Linked DNA regions of Homo sapiens: region 2 is linked to region 1. A link is an interaction called in ENCODE POLR2A ChIA-PET data of the cell type or tissue named here. Cell type or tissue: IMR-90. All regions are shown on one strand.

Region 1 (8,000 bases):
AATTAGCCGGGCATGGTGGTGCATGCCTGTAATCCCAGCTACTTGGGAGGCTGCAGCATGAGAAATGTTTGAACCCAGGAGGCGGAGGTTGCAGTGAGCCGAGATCGTGCCACTGCACTTCAGCCTGGGTGACAGAGCGAGACTCCATCTCAAAAAAAAAAAAAAAAAAAAAAAGGCTGGGCGCGGTGGCTGACACCTGTAATCCCAGCACTTTGGGAGGCTGAGGCGGGTGGATCAGGAGGGCAGGAGATTGAGACCATCCTGGGTAACATGGTGAAACCCCGTCTCCACTAAAAACACACAAAAAAATTAGCCGGGCGTGGTGGCGGGTGCCTGTAGTCCCAGCTACTCAGGAGGCTGAGGCAGGAGAATGGCGTGAACCCCAAGAGGTGGAGTTTGCAATGAGACAATTGCACCACTGTACTCCAGCCTGGGCGGTAGAGCAAGAATCCGTCTCAAAAAAAAAAAAAAAAGCCGAGTGTGGTGGCTCATGCCTGTAATCCCAACACGTTGCACTTTGGGAGGCCGAGGCAGGCGGATCACCTGAAGTCGGGAGTTCAAGACCAGGCTGGCCAACATGGTAAAACCCCATCTCTACAAAAATACAAAAATCAGCCAGGTATGATGGTGGGTGCCTGTAATCCCAGCTACTTGGGAAGCTGAGGCAGAAGAATCGCTTGAACCCAGAGGCAGAGGTTGCAGTGAGCTGAGATCACACCACTGCACTCCAGCCTGGGCAATACAGCAAGACTCCATCACAAAAAAAGAAAGAAAGAAAGAAAAAAAACACCCTCATAGTCTCTTTCACTGGAGCACAGAGAAGGCAAGAAGTTTGGCCTTCACCTCCTGGCAGAGCTCCAAGGGAAGGCCTCTTCCCCCAGACTATCTGGCCAGGTCCCCTTGGCCCAGGCCAGGCCACCATTTTGTGAAGCCACACCACAGAGGTAGTCAGGTCTGAAGCCCGTTGCAAGATGGGGAAAGCAAGGTAGTCGGGATGGGAAAACGTGTTCAAAGTCGCATGCGGCTCCTGGGCGCAGCTTTATCCCCTTTTCCTCCCCTCCCTCCTTCAACTGCTGGAGGAAGAGCCCAGGAGCTCAGGCTTCGGTTTTGGCCGCCAGCCTTTGTCTGCCCCTGCCTGCCCTGTGCCCCGTTCTGATGTGAATATCACCCGAGGCCCTTCCCTCAAAGAGGAGGACCAGGGACATCACGAAGCACACACCCCAAGGACCCCGATCCAGCAGCTCCCCTTCTACTTGTGAGCGTCCCGAGGGCTGGGGCCATCTCCAGACCCCCTTCCTTAGAAAGGCAGTGGGACCAGGACCTCGTCATCACGCCTGTGCAATCCCGGCTCTACATTTTCCCGTCTGTGTGCCCTCGGGCAAGTCGCACCCTCCCTGTTTTCCCTTCTGCAAGGCCCTAGAGGCAACAGTGGGCAGCAGTGCATGGTGACCACAGCCCAGGCCCCTCCCTCTGGCAACGGACTTGTGACTTGCAGCCAAATCAGCTCTGCCGCCTGCCTCCCCTCCAGCCAGCACAGACTCCAACAGGGGCCCAGCTTTGGGAGAGGCTCTTTCAAACACCCCTCAGCCTCTGGCCAGGGCCTGGGGCCCCAAGGGCTCCTCGGGGAGCTATGTGTAGGCAACTTTATTCGGCCCCTGGGCCTGGGCAGTTCATGGAGATTCCTGAGCCTCAGGAAGGGGAAGGCGGGCTGGGGTTTTGCCCCCAGGGGGCACAGCGGGAGGGAACCCTGGGGACCTGTACCTGCTACTTGGGGCTGAGCTCAGCCGCTTGGCTCTCTTCTCCAGCCAGTCCTCCAGATGGCCCTCGGGGAGCTCAGGAGCATCTAGTAGCCACTCCCTGGCTCGCCTCTCCTCTGTGGGGACAGGGAGACAAAGGCAAGTGAGGGGTACACTCCTGCCTGCCAGAACCCTACCCTCTCACAAAGCAGAAGCAACTGGTAGGCCCTGAGCAAGCCTGGGAAGTTGCAGCAACCTTCCAGGAGGATGCACCTGGACTGCTTCTCCAGGCCATCTGTGCACGAGGGCCCAGCACTCGGCCTCGCTCTGTTTTCCCATCAAATAGAGACAACCCCGGCTGCCTCCAAGCTCTTGGGGAGCTGGAAACAGGACAGTGCTTGTAGAGAACCTGGCCCTGGCCAGGCGTGGTGGCTCACGTCTGTAATCCCAGCACTTTGGGATGCCAAGGCGGGCGGATCACCTGAGTCCAGGAGTTTGAAACCAGCCTGGCCAACATGGAGAAACCCTGCCTCTACTAAAAATAAAAATAAAAAAAATTAGCCATGTGTGGTGGTGGGTGCCTGTAATCCCAGCTACTTGGGAGACTGAGGCAGGAGAATCGCTTGAACCTAGGAGGTGGAGGCTGCAGTGAGCTAAGATCGCACCACTGCACTCCAACCTGGGCGGCAAGAGTGAAACTCCATCTCAAAAAAAAAAAAAGAGAGAGAGAGCCTGGCCCTAAGGAGGGGTCTGAATCTGAGGTGCAGGGAGGCAGTGAGGGCAGTCGAATGGGGTCACATCTCAGCTCTGTCACCTGCCGGGTCTTTGACCCTGGGCAGGGTAATGAGCCTCAGCTTCCCTGGTTTTTATTCTCATAAGCTGTCCAACAAAACCTGTTGCTCAACGAATTAAAACCAATCAACGAATGGAATTTATACAAGCTGGGTGTGAGCGTTTGATGGGGTCAGAGTCGCCAAGTCATCTGGGATGGAGTCTTGGGCCAGAGGAAAGTAATCATACACTTGACTAGCACTCACTCAGAGCCAGGCCCCAGTCTCTGGAGCTCACTCGGGGCCAGGCCTCGGTCTCTGGAGCTCACTCGGGGCCGGGCCCTGGTCTCTGGAGCTCACTTGGGGCCGGGCCCTGGGCTGTACAGGTGTCATCTTGCTTCATCCTTAGAGACATCACATTCGACAGGACACAGCCTCCAAGAGGTTAAGCCACGTACCAAGGTTACAGAGGACGTGGCAGAGCTGGGACTGTCAGAGCTGCCAGCTGGGACTCTGTTCCCAGCCTCCCTGGGCCTCTCCCCATTCCTGTCCCCGCTCGGCATCGTCTCCAGTTCCAGGCCCACTGCCCCGTGCTCGTCCCACCATGGGCCAGCCGTCCTCTGAGAGCCCATAGCCAGGGAAGAGCTGCAGCTGCCGCTGCTGCCAGGACTTGCTGGCCAGTCCCACAAGGCCTTGCTTCCACCCTGGGGAAAAATGCTCCTGGAAACCCTGTGTTGGTCCCGGGGCTGCAGCCACAGCACCACTGGCTCCCAGGGCAGGGCACGGAGCCTGCAGTGTCTAACTGGTCAGAGGGGAGTGAGGCCCGTAGGGGGATCAGGGCAAAGGCCAAGCTGCCCCAGACCTTCACTGGCTACCCTGAGGCCTCCTGGACAGAGAAGCTTAAGGGGGCAGGCACTGAGAGACCTGGAGTCTGCCCCCAACCTGCTGGGGGGCTCACGCGAGGCCTTTCAGTCTGAATGTTGGCCTTAGTTTCCCCACCTGTTCAGTGAGAGGCTGTGGAAGAAGATTGATAAACACCATCTCAGTCAGAACTTCCTTGTTCTCTAACTAGAGGAGTGAATTTCCCAAAGGCGAGATGTCAGTTTCCATGGAAGCTGAACTTGCCCCTCCCTGGAATCACCAGGCTGTGAGACTCCAGAGGGCAGGGAAGGTGCGTTCCTAAACTCCTTATCCCTAGACTGTCGTAAGGGGTCTGCTTGGTGCCAAGTGGGGACTGGGTATGCTGCCTGATTGAGGAAGGGATGGGGTGTACCCACCAATGACTGCTGGGCTGGCCACAGGGTCCAGGTGGGGCTGAGGTGCACCTTCAGGGCTCCCAGGCAGGAAGCCACACAGGCTCCACTGTAAGGGGACACAGGCCTGCCTTCTCCACTCATGCTGAAGCTGTTCCTAACACCTGGCCCAAACCGGGGGCTCAGGGCTCCGCATCACCCTGGGTGGCCCTTGGTTGCCAATGATGGGGAGATAGGGAGGCATAGGCCAGCTTCCCCGGTCTCAGAGCCCACATGCCCCAGCACCCCACTCCCGCTTAGCCCAGGGCATCCCGAGACGTACCCTCCACCTGGATGCTCAGCTCCTGCAGGTCTCGCTCTGACATGTGGGAAAATCTGCAGTTGGAGCCAAAGTCGCACTGGCCTGCAGCAGGAAGACAGAGTTACTCGCTGCTCGGGAGGGGCTCCCCACAGGGGCTGAGGGGTGCCCAGATGAGGGATCCCAGAATCTTAGGGGCAGGACTTCAGGGCCTAAAGAATAGCAACCCTGATCCGGGACAGAAAATGGAATCTCTCCGGCCCTGCCCATTCAGCAGCCAGAGCGACTTCTCACCTATCATGCCACATGCTCACGACCCTTCTCCAGCTGCCCCCCATGCTGGGGATCACTTCCAACTGAAGCCTGTCATGACTGGGCCTCGCAAGCCTCTGCAGGCTGTCTCTGTCACCAGCCCTCCCAGCCCTGCCTCGATGAACTACATATGGGTTCCTGAAAGGGCAATGCTTCCTTTCTCCACTCCAAGCCGCAGCACGTGCTATGCCCAGCCTAGTATTCTGCCTGCCTACCTGGCTCACGGGAGCAATTGGACTGCTCCTTAGAAAGGCTTCAGTGGCAGCTTTGCCAAAGAGGCACCAAAATCTGGGGTGGCTTCCCCTCTTTCAACCAAGGAGACCAAAATGTATGTCGAGATACTGGGAGGCTGGAGGTGTCTCAAGCCAGGATAACCTACCAGTGACATATTCACATCAAGGCAAAGTCTGTAGGGAAGCCCCTGATCTGCAGGCTTGGTGCCCATCCTAGGGGAGCTTGGACATTCACCCAGTTTCCCTAGTTCAGCTGCAGCACCTCTCCCCAGTGCTAAGCTCCCTTACAAACCATGTGAATCATCATAGTTTTCCTCTTTGCCATGGCTGCCAGGAAGCTCAGAGCCAAACCCTTAGAGAATACATAGGACCTCAAGGGCAAGCATGGAGGAGACTATTCTCTTGGTTTTATCTTATTTTTCCTACTCTTATTTGTATCTGTCTTTGGTTCCTTCACTTACTGAGGTTTTACCTCTTGCTCTGTCTTTTTTTAAAAGAGACAGGGTCCTCACTCTGTTGCCCAGGTGGGAGTGCAGTGGTGCAATCATAGCTCACTGCAGCCTTGAACTCCTGGGCTCAAGTGATCCTCCTGCCTCAACCTCCCTAGTAGCTGGGACTACCAGTGTGTGCTACCATGCCCAGCTAATTAAAAAAAATTTTTTTGGTAGAGATGGGGTCTCGCTATGTTGCCCAGGCTGGTCTCAAACTCCTGGCCTCAAGCATTCCTTCCACCTCAGCCTCCCAAAGTACTGGGATTACAAGAGTGAGGCACCATGCTCGGCCCTTTATCTCTCTGACCTATATGCATCTCTAGTAGCTGAGTACTGAGCAGTCAAATCTACACCTAGCATCCTTGGTTCTGATCCTGAACTTCCTCAGATCATCAACCCTGTTACTCTCTGAAGTTCTGCCTGCTGGGAAGGAGGCCAGGTTCCCAGGCTAACTTAATCAACAAGTCTATTCCACCCATAAGTGTCTCTTGGATTTACATGTAATCTCCCACGCCTTGCTTGTTCTAGGTGAGCTGATATAATCACATTCTAGATCTGAAGAGCTGAGGACCAGACTCTAGGAGGTCCTGAGACACACTTGGGAAGGCCCTGACTGGCCAGTCAGCTGGAGCCACTGCTGCAAAGTGGGCTTGGGATGGTGGCCCGGGTCGGGGAAGACACTCTGCAGAGGTCCAAGTGGGGCAGGCTGGATATCGCAGGTCCCCGCAGGGACCTGAGCTGTGCAGAGGACTTTACCTGTCAGTAGAAACTTCCTGCAGGGCCGCTTGTTCTGCTCATCCAGCAAGATGGCAGCTGCATCTGCGAGAGAAGAGAGGGACGGGATTCGGATGGTTCAGGCTCCACCAAAGGAGGCAGGAAGTGGAAGCCACAGGGGCATATGGACCCTTTATCTCGACACAGCTGTGCAGAAAGAAGAGTTTCCTGTTCCACGGAGGAGTGGAAGCAGGAGATGACCACAGGTGGGAGTCCTGGGCAGATGGATCCGAGCTGCAGGTGACCTCAATCCATCCCACCCCACGCAGGACGGGCCAAAGACAAGGACCAAGTTTCATGCCAGCAGTTCTCAACTTGGCACGAGGGAGTCAGCTGGAGAGTCTGGGGACTTTGGGTTTTTTTGTTTTTTAGAGACAGGGTCTCGCTCTGTCACCCAGGCTGGAGTGCAGTGGTGCAATCATGGCTCACTGCAGCCACTACCTCCTGGGCTCAAGTGATCCTTCTCCAGTCTCAGCCTCCCAACTAGGTGTGACTACAGCTGTGCACCACCATGCCCAGCTAATATTTTTTATCTTTTTGTAGAGCTGGTGTCTCATTATGTTGCCCAGGCTGGTCTTGAACTCCTGGGCTCACACGATCCTCCCATTTTGGCCTCCAAAAGTGCTAGGAATACAGGTGTGAGCCACTGGGCCCAGCCTGGAGGTATAATACTTTAAAAAAATCCTGGCACTATGGAACTTCTCATTATTATCTTTGCAACTTGCTGTGAATCTATAATTATTTCAAAATAAAATGCTAAAAATTTTTAAGTAAATCCTAGTGCCCAGGAAGCCCACCAGCCAATCCCAGGATCCAGGCACTGCTCCACAGGCAAGACTGCAATCCCTGGCCTCTGTCTCCCCTCCTTCCACCAGCTGTAGGGCACTCAGGGCCAGACCAGCCACCGCCGCGGACAGGACTTCCGACAATCACTCTGTAGCATCGGCAATCACTCTGATCCTAATCTTAACCCTAGTTTCCTCTGATTTTTCCTATTTTTCTTTTCTTTCTTTGAGACAAGTTCTCACTCTGTCACCCAGGCTGGAGTGCAGCGGCATGATCTCAGCTCCCTGCAGCCTCCACCTTCTGCACTCAGGTGATCCTTCCCCCTCAGCCTCCCGAGTAGCTGGGACTACAGGCGTCCGCCACCATGCCCGGCTAATTTTTTAATTTTTTTGTAGAGATGGGGTTTCGCCATGTTACCCAGGCTGGTCTCGAACTCCTGGGCTCAAGCGATCCTCCCCACTTGGCCTCCCAAAGTGCTGGGATTACAGGCGTGAGCCACTGTGCCCAGCCTATCTTTACTTTCATCATATAGGTATGGTTTTAAATTTGCTTCTTGATAGGCAAGCTATTAATCAGTCAAAATCTGTAAGGAAGTAGGGTACCTGAGGATGGTATCCTGACTCAGGAACCCTTATATCCACCCCAGGGGAGGGGAGAGGCAAGGCCTGGGCTGGACATTCACCCACCACCTTTTCTAGAGGCCAAGGAAAGACCACAGGCTCCAGAGTCCAAGAAACCTGAGCTCAAATCCTAACAACATATGACCACGTGCAAGCTGCATAAACTCCAAGTCTCAGTTTCCCCATATGTCAAATGGGAGGATAGTTCCCACCTGGCAGGGCTGCTGTGAAAATGTCATCAGATAATGAATGGAGAGTGCTTTGCAGAGGAGGCCCGTGGCTCCCAACTCTGGTGGTACATGAGAATCACTAGGAAAGTGACCAGGTTTGCCTCTGGGGCCAGCAGTGGCCTTAGCACCATGTTCTCCAGGTATACGGCCAAGACTGGGTGGGTACACAGCAAATGGTAGCAATTCTTCATTTTTTCCTCACAAACCCTCTGAACAGCGCAAACATCCCCACTTTGCAGAGGGGAAAACAGAGGTTCAGACAAGGGAAGTGATTTGCCAAGGGCAACTGGTGGCTTGTGGGAGGCGGGGGCGGGCGGGGGGTGTGGTCTGCTGGGATAAGGAGTTGGTTGTCAGAGAACTCATGCCAGGGGGACCAGCAGGGTGGGGAGGGTCTATCTGTTAGCGCCGGGCTTGTCAGACTCATTGTACCCAGCTGGTGCTACAGACACCACTGCCTGCCTTTCCCTGAGGTGGGGGGGTACTAGGGGAGGGCATGT
Region 2 (8,000 bases), 86 kb after region 1:
AGGGTTTCCCTATATTGCCCAAGCTGGTCTCGAACTCCTGATCTCAAGCAATGAGCTTGCCTCGGCCTCCCAAAGTGCTGGGATTACAGGTGTAAGCCACAGTGCCCAGCCTCCCCTTTAAAAAAAATTTTTTTTTAAATTTTATTTTTTGAGACAGTCTTGCTCTGTTGCCCAGGCTGGAGTGCAGTGGTGCTATCTCGGCTCACTGCAACCTCCGCCTCCCAGGTTCAAGCAATTCTCCTGCCTCAGCCTCCCAAGTAGCTGGGATTACAGGAGCTCGCCACCACACCCAGCTAATTTTTGTATTTTTAGTAGAGACAGGGTTTTGCCATGTTGGCCACGCTGGTCTCGAACTCCTGACCTCAAATGATTCATCTGCCTCGGCCTCCCAAAGTGCTGGGATTACAGGCATGAGCTACCATACCAGGCCCATTCTCCCTTTTAATGTAAAAACAAAGCATGCTATAAAACAATCAGTTGGGAATTTATCCTGAAATATTTGCAGATAAATTAGTATGATATCTAGGATTGCTTTAAAATACTTCAGGAAAAAAGAGAACTAAGGGAGAGAGATAAAATGAGATTGGCGGAATGTTGATAATTGTTGAAGGGTACATGGGATTCACTGTACTTTGTATATGAAAATTTTGTATTTGTGGCCAGGCGCGATGGCTCGCGCCGGTAATCTCAGCACTTTGGGAGGCCGAGGCAGACGGATCACGTGAGGTCAGGAGTTCGGGATCAGCCTGGCCAACATGGTGAAACCCCATTTCTACTAAAAATACAAAAATTAGCTGGGAGTGGTGGCACATGCCTGTAATCCCAGCTACTTGGGAGGCTGAGGTAGGAGAATGCTTGAATCCAGGAGGCGGAGGTTGCAGTGAGCAGAGATCATGCCATTGCACTCCAGCCTGGGCAACAAGAGTGAAACTCCATCTCAAAAAAAAAAAAAAAGAAAAGAAAATTTTGTATTTATGTATATTTGGAAATTTCCATTCTAGGTCAGGTGTGGTGGCTAGTGCCTATAATCCCAGCTACTTGGGAGGCTGAAGAGGGAGGACTGCTTGAGGCCAGGAATTCAAAACCAACCAGGGCAAAATAGCAAGATGCCCTCTCTCCAAAAACATTTTTTAAATTAGCCGGGTGTGGTGGTGTCTGCAGTCCCAGCTACTTTGGAGGCTGAGGCTGGAGGATTCCTTGAGCTCAGGAGTTTGAGGCTGCAGGAAGCTATGATTGCGCCACTGCACTCCAGCTTGGGTGACAGAGATTCTCTAAAAACAAAGAAAAAGGAAGAGAAAATGTCCATATTATAACACTTTTTAAAAAGATCCTATTTTTTAAATACACACACACACACACACACACACACACACACACACACACTCAAAGGGAACAAATTCCCTGAAGAAATATGCATGTAATAGGGTTGGGTGTAGTGGCTCATGCCTGTAATTCCAGCACTTTGGGAGCCTGAGGTGGGAATATAACTTGAGTTCAGGAGTTCAAGACTAGCCTGAGAAACATAGCGAGACCTCGTCTCTACTAAAAATCAAATAAATTAGCCAGGCATGATGGTGCATGCCTGTATCTCAGCTATTTGGGAGGCTGAGATGGGAGGATCACTTGAGCCTGGGAGACTGAAGCTGCAATGAGCTATAATCACGCCACTGCACTCCAGCCTGGGCAACAGAGTGACACCCTGTCTCAAAAAAAGCAAAGAAAGAAAAATGCACCTAACAGTGGTTATTTTGCAGGGGAGAGATTTTGTCGGTGACATTCGTATTTCCGCAATGTTTGGGTTGTTTAGAGATAGCAGTATTATTTTTAAAGTCAGGAAAAAAAAAACAGTAAAGATTTTTAAAAAGAGTACACAAGTTCCTTTAAGAAGTCAGAATCAATGTTTTTTCTCTCTGACGCACAAGTCAAGGCAGTCACGCGTCAGCTGGCAAAGGGCCCTCGGCTCTCTTTGATGGAAATACTGGGTGTAACACAGACCAACCCAGTGAATTAGAGGATAAGGGACGTGGCACAGATTTCTTCCCCAACAGTGGGAATAAAGATGGAAGAGAGACAAAGAGGAAACTCAATGCTTCCAGAGCCTTCCTTCCCAGGGGTGGAGAGCCCGGCACAGAGGTGTCGAGTATCGGGTGATGACCTGTCATGGGATCAGTGGCTTACTTTGGATTCCTTGTGAGTGGACATGCGGAGGAAGGTGAGAAAAACACTTCGATGGAGGCGCTTCTGCATGTCAACAACCTCAGGGGCTGAGGCCACCCCCTCGTCGAATTTGCGGGGGACATAGCGCAGGTAGGAGTCCAGGCACTTCTGTAGAGTCTCGTCAAAGATCACCTAAACCAGGAGACAGAGGAGAGCGAGGATTTATCCCTTAGGCCCCAGGGGCTTGTGGGTGGACTGTGCAGGGACTCAATGCCCATCAGCCCTGCCCTATTCCAAACACTCCGACCCCAAGGGACCAAGGAGGTATGAATGAGCCAAGGGCTAAACACAAGATTCTAAAATTGACACTTTGAAAGGTGTGTAAACATTAAGATTGTGATACAAGACAGAGCAATCCGAACCACAATTTGCTGTTAAGGATCCAGTGAAAGAAGTAGACAAAAAAGCACCTCCTAGGGGAAGAAAAACAACAACAGCAACCAACCAATGGCATGTCATGTGCTTTGTCTTAGCGTTAATTTTGATAGAATGTTACCTGGCACCAGAATTTATCGTGAGGCAAGGCCAGGAGCCAGTCGAGGTCATTGGCTACGAAGGTGGCGCGTTCCAGGTACTCCTCCACTAGGGCGGGAATGTTGTCTTTAGGGGGCGGTTTGTATAACACAAAATACCGGTCTGCCTTCTGCTCGGGGTGCTACGGATCCAAAAACCACGTGTTAACGTGGCAGAGGTTAGTCAGCGAGGGCCCATTTGCCAACCCACAGCAATGACAACACTTGGCTGTTCCAACCGGTGACCCTCCAAGGAGCTTTTAAGCATAAAGAACCAAGTGTATCTAACAAAGAGGGCATGGTTGCATTCAGCGAACACTAGGCGGTAATTAAAATCCATGTTTTCGGAGTGGATTTAATGACACGGGGAAAGGTTAAGGGAAGAGAAAGCAGGATACAAAACTCTCTGTTTAATATAATCAGTTTTCATTTTCCTTTTTTAGTAAAAGGCAAAAGATTTATTTGTTATGAAGAAAAACCAGAGCATAGTTTTCGGTCTTTAAAAAGTGTAAGTATATTCACACACTGGTATTGATTTTTAAAAAAGAAGCTGGGGAGATGACGCCCCAAAGCTAATAGTGGTTATCTCTGATGGGGGCGGGGGGTGGTGAATTGTGGCTTGAATAGACTTTCCCATTAAAAAAAAAAAAAGAACATATATTCATATATTACTTTTGTTTTGTTTTGTTTTGTTTTTGAGACAGGTCTCACTCCCGTTGCCCAGGCTGAAGTGGAGTGGCATAATCTTGGCTCACGGCAGCCTCTACCTCCTGGGCTTAGGTGATCCCCCACCTCAGCCTCCCAAGTAGCTGGGACTACAGGTGCACACCACCATGCCTGGCTAATTTTTTTTTAGTAGAGATGGGGTTTTGCCATGTTGCCCAGGTGGTCTCAAACTCCTGGGCTCAAGCCATCCGCCTGCCTTGGCCTCCCAAAGTGCTAGGATTACAGGTTTGAGCCACCTCTCCTGGCCACATATATTACTTTTTAAATTAATTTTTAATTATATAATTTGACACAAGCATCTTTTCTTTCAAAAACTTACAAGGTACAGAGAAGGTGAGCTGCCTGGGACTACACTCCCAGGCCCCATGTTCCCTGCAGAGGTAACCACTCACCATCTGATGGGTGTCCTTGCAGACCTCTTCCAGGCATTTACATTAAATTATACCCATAAAGGCCAGGCACAGTGGCTCATGCCTATAATCCCAGCACTTTGGGAGGCTGAGGCAGGCAGATCACGAGGTCAGGAGATCGAGACCATCCTGGCTAGCACAGTGAAACCCCGTCTCTACTAAAAATACAAAAAAATTAGCCGGGCATGGTGGCGGGCGCCTGTAGTCCCAGCTACTCGGGAGGCTGAGGCAGAAGAACGGCGTGAACCCGGGAGGCAGAGCTTGCAGTGAACCGAGATCACGCCACTGCACCCCAGCCTGGCTGACAGAGCCAGACTCCATCTCAAAAAAAAAAAAAAAAAAAAAAATTATACCCATGAAACAATTTGTCTGGGTCTGTTCTTTCCTTTTTTTTTGTTTTTTATTTTTTTGTAAGTAAGTCTCAGCGTAGAATCACAAGTTCTCCCTTCCAGCCCCTACTTGCCATGAACAAACCTTACTTTGTTCACCATAAAGAGGAGATGGGCTCAGTTTTCTCCTCTGACTACATAACGGGTGCTTTCTCTGGGGAAGTGGTAGCAGGAGGATGGCCAGGCAATGTGTCAGCTCTTATCAACCACAGTCCATCCACTTCCAGGTCTGTTGATCCAGGGGATATAGAAAAATTGAGACTGATAAGAGGTCAGCCTCCTCAAGAACCATCTATGCCTTCCTAGTGCCTTACGCGAGTTTCCAAACTGTAGAGCCTGTGGGTACCACAAGGATTCTTCAAGGCCACCTCTCATGTGGGTCTGCAGGACCCCCTCCCATTTAAATCAAATTTGTATCATGGAGTTACAGGTACAAATCTGTTGAAAAAGAAATTCTGCTGGCTGAAACAAGTTCAAAACAACTGTCAGGAGCCGAAATACATCTCCTTGGTTTCCAAGCTTCCTCCCTCTTCTATCTGTTGGCACTTTACCTCTTCCCTCACTTCTCACTCAGGCCAGGCTACTCATTCTCCCGACACACACACACACACACACACACACACACACACAACCAGGCTACTCATTCTGACACACACACACACACACACATACACCCAGACTACTCATTCTCCTGACACACACACACACACACACACACCAGGCTACTCATTCTTCTGACACACACACACACACACACACACACACACCAGGCTACTCATTCTTCTGACACACACACACACACACACACACACACACACCCCTGAGATTCTACTTTCCCTACAATCCCACAGGGGGAAGATGGACATCTAAATCACCAAGTGAGCACAAAACAAAGGAAGTGACAGCTCAAACCTGGCAGAGGGACTGTGGAAATGCAGAAGGGAATTAATAGCACCTGGAGGATAAGGGACGGCTTCCCAGAGCAAGCAGACTTCCTCCAAGGCTCCAAGCATTCGAGGATAAGGACTTCAAATGGAAGAAACATTTTTATGGAGGCATAAACATGGGTCATAACAAAAGGGCACAGATTGCACTGGGCGGTGGGAGACAGATTTGGTGAATGCTGGAATGGTGCAAATGAAAGCTGCCACTCATTGTGGACCTGCCCTGTGCCAGCCACTAAGCAGGCACAACCCACAGCCCCTATTTTTTTAATCTACAAAAACTATTTAAAAGAGACATAGTATTCATCCCATTTTAGAGGAGGAATCAAACAGTAAGTTTCAGGAACTTTCCCAAGGTCATGGGATTAAAGAGGCAACTGAGGCAGGATTTGAGCCAAAGCTTACACTGCAGACCTATTAAATGACCTATGGTATCTGTGTGCCATCCTGGTCTCACTGATTGTCCTTCTGACCCCAGTTCCAATCTCACCTCTTCCAGGAAGCCTCCCTGACTCCCATCCCAGCTGGATTAGGAGCTCATCTAAGCTCTCCCTCAGCACCTGCATTCTGTGCTCACCTCTCTATACCACTTGAACAGCATTAAAAGTGCTTTCAGATCAGTGGTTTGGATGGGGAAAGGGTGGGAGGAAGGCATGGATTGCAGAGAGGCACAAGAAAACTTTCAGGGGTGGTAGAAATGCTCATTGATGATGATAGTTTCATGCATGCATACAGATGGAAAAACCAATCAAATTGCATATTTTACGTTTTAATTTTTAAAATGTTGGCTGGGTACAGTGGCTCATGCCTGTAATCCCAGCACTTTCGGAGGCCAAGTCAGGCCCATCACTTGAGGCCAGGAGTTTGAGACCAGCCTGGCCAACACTGTGAAATCCCATCTCTTATCAAAAATACAAAACTTAGCCAGGTGTAGTGGCACGCACCTATAGTCCCAGCTACTCGGGAGGCTGAGGCAGGAGAATCACTTGCACCTGGGAGGCGGAGGTTGCAGTGAGCAGAGATCATGCCACTGCACCCCAGCCTGGGCAACAGGTTAGACTCCACCTCAAAAAAAAAATTCCCTTTCTTTTCATAGGTGTTGGCAAATTGTATATTTTAAATATGTGCAGTTTATTGTCCTTCAACAATGCCTGAATAAAGCTGTATAAAAGGGGAGGACTGGTCTTCCCAGCTGTCTCCCCCACTAGCTTGTAGGTGTCTGGAGGCAGTCTGAGCTTTGCTCACCCAGCATTCCGAGTCTATAGAACACCACCTGGCATTGAGCAGACTTTCTGTACAGATCTGCTGGCTGGACAAAGAAATGAATGGAGGCTGACTGGACGTGGTGGCTCACGCCTGTAATCCCAGTGCTTTAGGAGGCCAAGGCGGGCGGATCACAAGGTCAGGAGTTCGAGACTAGCCTGGCCAACATGGTGAAACCCCGTCTCTGCTAAAAACACAAAAATTAGCTGGTCCCAGCTACTCAGGAGGCTGATGCAGAAGAATCACTTGAACCCGGGAGGCGGAGGTTGCAGTGAGCCGAGATCGCGCCACTGCACTCCAGCCTAGGCGACAGAGCAAGACTCTGTCTGGGAAAAAAAAAAAATGGTTTTGCCATGTTGCCCGAGCTGGTCTTGAACTCCTGGGCTCAAGTGATCTACCTGCCTCAGCCTCCCAAAGTGCTGGGATTACAGGCGTGAGCTACCGGGCCTGGCCACAAGACTATTTCTTTTGGGTCTTCAAGTATGTGCTATTCAAATAGATCCTCAACCAACATTAGCTCTACCAATTACCCTGAAAAGGTGGTGTGGTAACTACCCTTTGGCTAGAGATCATGCCCCAAGCCAAGACTAAAGGGACAAATATAGGGTGGACACATATCTTAGTACAATCTTTCAGGAGCTGCCCGTGGCCTTCAGAGTAACACTCTTCAGTCTGCCAGCAAGACCCCTCTTCGATCAGGCAGCTGTCTCCCTCAACTCATCTGCCTTCCCACCATACCCCCAATTTAGTGCTGCTGTTGTTGTCCCTGCTGTCATCACCATTGTAATAACAATTTATTGAGTGCTTACTATGTTCCAGGCACAGTGCTCATTCACAGGCATCTCATTTAATCCCCACAACCACCCTGCAAAGCTGGTCCTATTATTATCGCTTTTGGATTTGAGGCTTAGAGAGGTTCAATAACTTGCCCAAAGACACAAAGACAAATATTCAAATATGTGTGAAATGAACACGAAGCCTGTACTTGCTAACTCTGCTATACTGTTGCCACCTCAAGTGACTTGTGGTTAGTGTAAGAGTCAGGATCTCTCAAGACTCCAGAACTGCATACTAAGGTTGTCCTACCAGGTCCAGCCTTCTCCTGTTGCTCTGCCCAGCTAGTGTTAAGTTGCCCTTCAATACCCAGTTCAGAAGCCCTTTCCTTCAGGAAGCCCTCCTGGGCTGCACGTACCCTCCCACCAGGCCAAAGCCTCCCTGCCCCTACACACCCCACTGGTCTGGATCGGCGGCCCCGGCTCTGCACTCATGGAACAGCCTAGACTTCCTTCTGTCACAACCCTGATCACACTAGAGAAGCTACTGGTCTGTCTTTCTCTTAGGTCGTGGGCTCTTCAAGGGCAGAGACCATGTCTTTTCTCTTTATAGCTCCAGCACCTGGCACATGGCCTGGCTGCAGTCCCTGACTCATGTACCAAATGTTTTCTGAGAGCCTCCTGTGCGCCTGGCACTGGAAATCAGGAGTAAAGGGCAAGGACCAGGCCATCGCTCTCACAATGCCTGCAGTCTAACAACCCACAT

What was found. ChIA-PET counts read pairs that join two places held together with the same protein. Peaks named below come from ENCODE experiments on the same cell type or tissue, not always from the same donor. Only the 100,000 strongest peaks of a DNase experiment are listed, where the experiment ranks them.
Region 2: POLR2A ChIA-PET joins it to region 1 with 10 read pairs; 4 of 35 experiments call an interaction of 5 or more read pairs at or near these places.

Annotation. Positions count from the first base shown.
Region 1 is chr22:29,736,569-29,744,568 of GRCh38, forward strand. ZMAT5 (zinc finger matrin-type 5) reads right to left here. Exons shown (of 6, transcript NM_001003692.2): 3 at 5,850-5,912; 4 at 4,082-4,162; 5 at 1,762-1,873. Among named protein-coding and RNA genes, the nearest start is that of CABP7, 21 kb to the left of the region's middle. RefSeq lists an enhancer at 702-1,555. In IMR-90, no CTCF peak of the experiment used is centred here; no DNase peak of the experiment used is centred here.
Region 2 is chr22:29,822,909-29,830,908 of GRCh38, forward strand. It overlaps ASCC2 (activating signal cointegrator 1 complex subunit 2), which reads right to left. Exons shown (of 20, transcript NM_032204.5): 3 at 2,714-2,872; 4 at 2,179-2,349. Among named protein-coding and RNA genes, the nearest start is that of ASCC2, 11 kb to the right of the region's middle. In IMR-90, no CTCF peak of the experiment used is centred here; a DNase peak (open chromatin) is centred at 4,893.